Regions from separate parts of the Homo sapiens genome. Here region 2 is linked to region 1. A link is an interaction called in ENCODE POLR2A ChIA-PET data of the cell type or tissue named here. Cell type or tissue: OCI-LY7. All regions are shown on one strand. Each heading gives the region's core, and the rest is flanking DNA. Links, peaks and the distances in the headings are about the cores only.

Region 1 (2,806 bases), core at 178-2,677:
TTTTTCGCCCAGGCTGCAGTGAAATGGCATGATCTCGGCTCACTGCAACCTCCGCCCCCCAAGTTCAAGCGATTCTCCTGCCTCAGCCTCCCGAGTAGCTGGGATTACAGGCACGTGCCACCGCGCCTGGCTAATTTTTGTATTTTTAGTAGAGACGGTGTTTCACCATATTGGCCAGGCTGGTCCTGAACTCTTGACCTCAGGTGATCCACCTGCCCCGGCCTCCCAAAGTGCTAGGATTACAGGCGTGAGCCACCACGCCCAGCCGCTAATTTTTTTTTTAAGAAACGGTACATTAGGGCCGGGCACGGTGGCTCACGCCTGTAATCCCAGCACTTTGGGAGGCCGAGGCGGGCGGATCACGAGTTCAGGAGATCGAGACCATCCTGGCTAACACGGTGAAACCCTGTCTCTACTAAAAATACAAAAAAAATTAGCCGGGCGTGGTGGCGGGCACCTGTAGTCCCACCTGCTGGGGAGGCTGAGGCAGGAGAATGGCGTGAACCTGGGAGGCAGAGTTTGCAGTGAGCCGAGATTGCGCCACTGCACTCCAGCCTGGGTGACAGAGCAAGACTCTGTCTCAAAAAAAAAAAAAAAAAAAAAAAAAGAAATGGTACATTAGGCTGTTCTTGCACAGCTCTAAAGAAATACCTGGGGCCATGTGCAGTGGCTCATGCCTGTAATCCCAGCACTTTGGGAGGCCGAGGCGGGCAGATCACGAGGTCAATAGATGGAGACCATCCTGATCAACATGGTGAAACCCCGTCTCTACTAAAAATACAAAAATTAGCCAGGCATGGTGGAGCGCACCTGTAGTCCCAGCTACTCGGGAGGCTGAGGCAGGAGAATCACTTGAACCTGGGAGGCAGAGGTTGCAGTGAGCTGAGATTGCACCACTGCACCCCAGCCTGGCGACAGGGCGAGATTCCATCTCAAAAAAAAAAAAAAAAAAAAAAAAAAGCTGGGCTCGGTGGCTCACGCTGTAATCCCAGCACTTTGGGAGGCCGAGGCGGGCGGATCACGAGGTCAGGAGATCGAGGCCATCCTGGCTAACACAGTGAAACCCCATCTCTACTAAAAAAAATACAAAGAAATTAGCCGGGCGTGGTGGCGGGCGCCTGTACTCCCAGCTACTCGGGAGGCTGAGGCAGGAGAATGATGTGAACCAGGGAGGCGGAGCTTGCAGTGAGCCGAGATCTTGCCACTGCACTCCAGCCTGGGCAACAGAGCAAGAGACTCCATCTAAAAATAAAAAATAACAGTAAAAATAAAGAAATACCTGAGACTGGGCAAAGAAAAGAGGTTTAATTGGCTCATGGTTCCACAGGCTATACAGGAAGCATGGTGCTGGCATCTGCCCAGCTTCTGAGGAGGGCTCAGGAAAATTACGATCATGACAGAAGGTGAAGAGGAAGCAGGCACGACTTAAATGGCTGCAACAGGAAGAGAGAGGGGGAGGTGCTACATACTTTTAAATAACCAGATCTTTTGATAACTCACTCACTCACTATCGAGAGAACAGCACCAAGAGGATGATGTTAAACCGCTCATGAAGGAACACCCCTATGATCCAATCAACTCCCACCAGGCTCCACCTCCTACTTTGGGGATTACAATTCAACATGAGATTTGGGAGAGGACACAGATCCAAACCATATCAGATGGGGGTCTCACTACGTTGCCCAGGCTGGTCTCAAACTCCTGGCCTCAAGTGATCCTCCTGTTTCAGCTTCCAAAAGTGCTGGGATTACAGGAGTCAGCCACTGTGACTGGTCTCCTTTTCCTACACTCCACTCTCACTCAGCACTTCTGATACCAGATGTGTGGAGGTTCCCCAGTGCCCCCTGCCCCCCAGCAAATTTCTGGCACATTCTCCAGCAAACACCAGTTCAGTGTCCTCTAATTCAATTCCATTCCAACATTACCTACCTGGAAGTCAGATCCCCTAGAGTTATAGTAGGCAGCTAGTTAGGCATGAGCAGGGCAGGAGAAGGCTTTCCTCCCACACCTAGGACCAGCAATGTCAGGTGACCATCAGGTGATGGTCTCAGTATCATGGGCTCAGTATCACAAAACCTCCCCCAACTTCAGATGCCAATGGCAAGCACAGGTTGTGACCTATGCTTCTTCTTCTTCTTTTTTTTTTTTTGATGGAGTCTCTCTCTGTTTCCCAGACTGGAGTGCAGTGGTGCTATCTCGGCTCACTGCAGCCTCCACCTCCCAGGTTCAAGCGATCCTCCTGCCTCAGCCTCCTGAGTAGCTGGAACTACAGGCACGAGCCACCTCACCTGGATAATTTTTGTATTTTTAGTAGAGATGGAGTTTCACTCTGTTGGCCTGGCTGGTCTTGACTCCTGACCTTAAGTAATCCATCTACCTCAGCCTCCCAAAGTGCTGGGATTATAGGTGTGAGCCACCATGCCCGGCCCCAGGCTAGTCTTGAATTCCTGGGCTCAAGCAATCCTCCCACCTCGACCTCACAAAGTGTTTGGATTACAGGCATGAGCCACCGCTGATGCTTTTGGTTTTTTATGGAGGCTTCATTACCTAGACATGATCGGTTAAACCATTGGCCATTGGTGATCAAGTCAATCTTCAGCCACTCTCCCCTCCCAGGAGGTTGGGGGTGGGGCTCAAAGTCCCAACTCCCTATTTAGTTGCTCAGCCCCCAACCTGAAGCTATCTAGAGGCCCCCAGCCACCAGTCATCTCATTAACAAGCAAAAGACACTCTTATCATTCTGGATATTCCAAGGGTTTTTGGAGCCATTTGTCCGGAAACTGGGACAAAACCAAATATATATGCC
Region 2 (2,806 bases), core at 208-2,707, 250 kb before region 1:
GTCTCCACTAAAAATACAAAAAAAAATTAGCCGGGTGTGGTGACACATGGCTACTTGGGAGGCTGAGGCTGAGGCATGAGAATTGCTTGAACTCGGGCAGTGGAGGTTGCAGTGAGCCAAGATCGTGCCACTGCACTCCAGCCAGGGTGACAGAGCGAGACTCTGTCTCAATTAAAAAAAATAAAAATAAAAACAAAGAGAGAAAAGTTAATTACTTTGGAAGAAGAATGTGTGAGTGATTTTGGCCAGGCGCAGTGGCACATGCTTGTGATCCCAGCACTTTGGGAGGCCAAGGCGGGGGGATCACTTGAAGTCAGGAGTTCGAGACGAGCCTGGCCAACATGGTGAAATCCTGTCTCTACTAAAAACACAAAAAAATTAGCCGGGCATAGTGGCACATGCCTGTAGTCCCAACTATTCCAGAGGCTGAGGCAGGAGAATCACTTGAACCCAGGAGGCAGAGGTTGCAGTGAGCCAAGATCACGCCACTGCACTCCAGCCTGGGCAACAGAGCAAGACTGTCTCAAAAAAAAAAAAAAAAGGAAGAAAGAAAGAAGAAAAAGAAAGAAAGAAAGAAGAAAAAGAAAGAGAAGAAAGAAAAGAAAGAAAGAAAAGAAAGTGTGATTCTAAGCACATCTTTACTTATAATGCTTATGCTTAGACTAATCTAAATTTGCTCAAACTTTCAAGAATTGGTTTCCTTGCCAAAGAAGGTGAGGTTCTGAGCTTGTTTTAAGACATGCTGCTTCTTTTCATCTAATTTTGCCCTAACTCACAGTGGGAAATTACTTTTGAGAAGAATGTGTCATTCTAAGCTTGTTTTCATTTATATTGCTTAATTTTACCTAGAGTTGCACTAAGTCACCATATGCAGTTATTTTTTAGAACTATGTCTGATCTTGTGCTTGTTAGTACATATACAGCTTAGTTTCATCTTCACATACTCTTAACTCTCCATAAGATATTACTTTTGAGAAAAAAATTGTGATTCTGAATATTTTAAAATAAAGCTCTTAGTTTCACCTAGATTAACTCACTATAAAATTTTATTTAGGGAAAATATGTGATTCTAAGTTATTTTATACATAAATTGCTTAATTTTGCTGGATTTATTCTAACTCATTGAGAAGTTACATTGGAGTAGAATGTGTGATTCTGAGCTTGTTTTCACATCAATTACTCAGTTTCATTTAGATTTACTTTAATCAGTTAAGAATTTTTTAGGGCCCAAGTTATTTGAAAGTAAACTGCTTGACCGGGCACAGTGGCTCACACCTGTAATCCCAGCACTTTGGGAGGCTGAGGCGGGCAGATCACAAGGTCAGGAGATCCAGACCATCCTGGCTAACATGGTGAAACCTTGTCTCTACTAAAAATACAAAAAAATTAGCCAGGCGTGGTGGTGGGCGCCTGTGGTCCCAGCTACTCGGGAGGCTGAGGCAGGAGAATGGCATGAACCCGGGAGGCAGAGCTTGCAGTGAGCCGAGATGGCGCCACTGCACTCCAGCCTGGGTGACAGAGCGAGACTCCGTCTCAAAAAAAAAAAAAAAAAAAAAGGTAAACTGCTTAGTCTCATCTAGATTTCTTCTAAATCATATTGAGATATTGAGAGGCTATACTGGAGAAGAATGTATGATTCAGATTTGATTGTCCCAAAGATGGACAGGGATCAGATTTACCCTCCCACCTGAAACAACCAAATAAACCAAAAAAAAAAATAAAATACATGAAACAACAGGTTTTGAACAATGGACAGCAGGCAACCAAGGGCTGAGAGATGGGAAACAAATGAGATGAAGAGTTACCATTCCCCAGTTTACTGCCTTTTTTTTTTTTTTTTGAGACAGGGTCTCGCTATGTTGCCCAGGCTGGAGTGCATGTGGCATGATCACGGCTCACTGCAGCCTCGACCTCCTAGGCTCAAGGGATCCTCCTGCCTCAGCTTCCCGAGTAGCTGGGACTAAAGGGGTGCACCATCATATGCAGCTAATTTTTTTATTTAATTTTTAGTAGAGACAGCATCTCCCTGTGTTGCTCAGGCTGATCTCAAACTCCTGGGCTCAAGTGATCCTCCTGCCTTTGTCTCCCAAAGTGCTAGGATTTAGAGGCGTGAGCCACCACACCCGGAAGACCAGTTTGCCCCCTTGAGAAAGTGTTCAGGCTATGGCACAAGATGGGAGAACTGAGGTAGAGCCCACCTGACTCCCTGAGTTGAGGATTTGGAGCTAAGACTTCTGGGAGATCAAAATAGCTAGAGTTGATAGAACAGCGTACCAGAAAGCAAAAAGCTACACAAAGAGTGTGATGGTTAATTTTATATGTCAACCTGGCTAGGCCTTGGAACCCAGATATTTGGTGAAACATTATTCTAGATGTTTCTATGAAGGTAGTTTTTAAATGAGATTCACATTGAATCAGTAGACTTTGAGTAAAGCAGATTACCCTCCATAATGCACACGGGCCTCATCCTATCAGCTGAAGACCTTAATAGAAAAAGACTGATCTCCCCAGAAGAGGGAATTCTGCCAGGAGACTGCCTTCAGACTCACACTAAAGCATCAATGCTTCCCTGGGTCTCCAGCTTGCTGGTCTACCTTGAAGATTTTGAACTTTGCCAGCCTCCACAATCATGTGAGCCAATTCCTTAAAATCTTTGGGGATGGATAGATAGATAGATAGGTAGGTAGATAGGTAGATATAGATACATATATCCTAATATATCCCATTGGTGCTGTTTCTCTGGAGAACCCTAATAGACAGAGAACCCTGGAGATCTGAAGAGCATACCCTTCAGTATTCAAAAGAG

Evidence for each region. Peaks named below come from ENCODE experiments on the same cell type or tissue, not always from the same donor. Only the 100,000 strongest peaks of a DNase experiment are listed, where the experiment ranks them.
Region 2: POLR2A ChIA-PET joins it to region 1 with 6 read pairs; 2 of 35 experiments call an interaction of 5 or more read pairs at or near these places.

Annotation. Positions count from the first base shown.
Region 1 is chrX:47,357,158-47,359,963 of GRCh38, forward strand. No RefSeq gene overlaps it. Among named protein-coding and RNA genes, the nearest start is that of ZNF157, 12 kb to the right of the region's middle. In OCI-LY7, for the core only: no CTCF peak of the experiment used is centred there; a DNase peak (open chromatin) is centred at 1,444.
Region 2 is chrX:47,105,670-47,108,475 of GRCh38, forward strand. No RefSeq gene overlaps it. Among named protein-coding and RNA genes, the nearest start is that of RGN, 29 kb to the left of the region's middle. In OCI-LY7, for the core only: no CTCF peak of the experiment used is centred there; no DNase peak of the experiment used is centred there.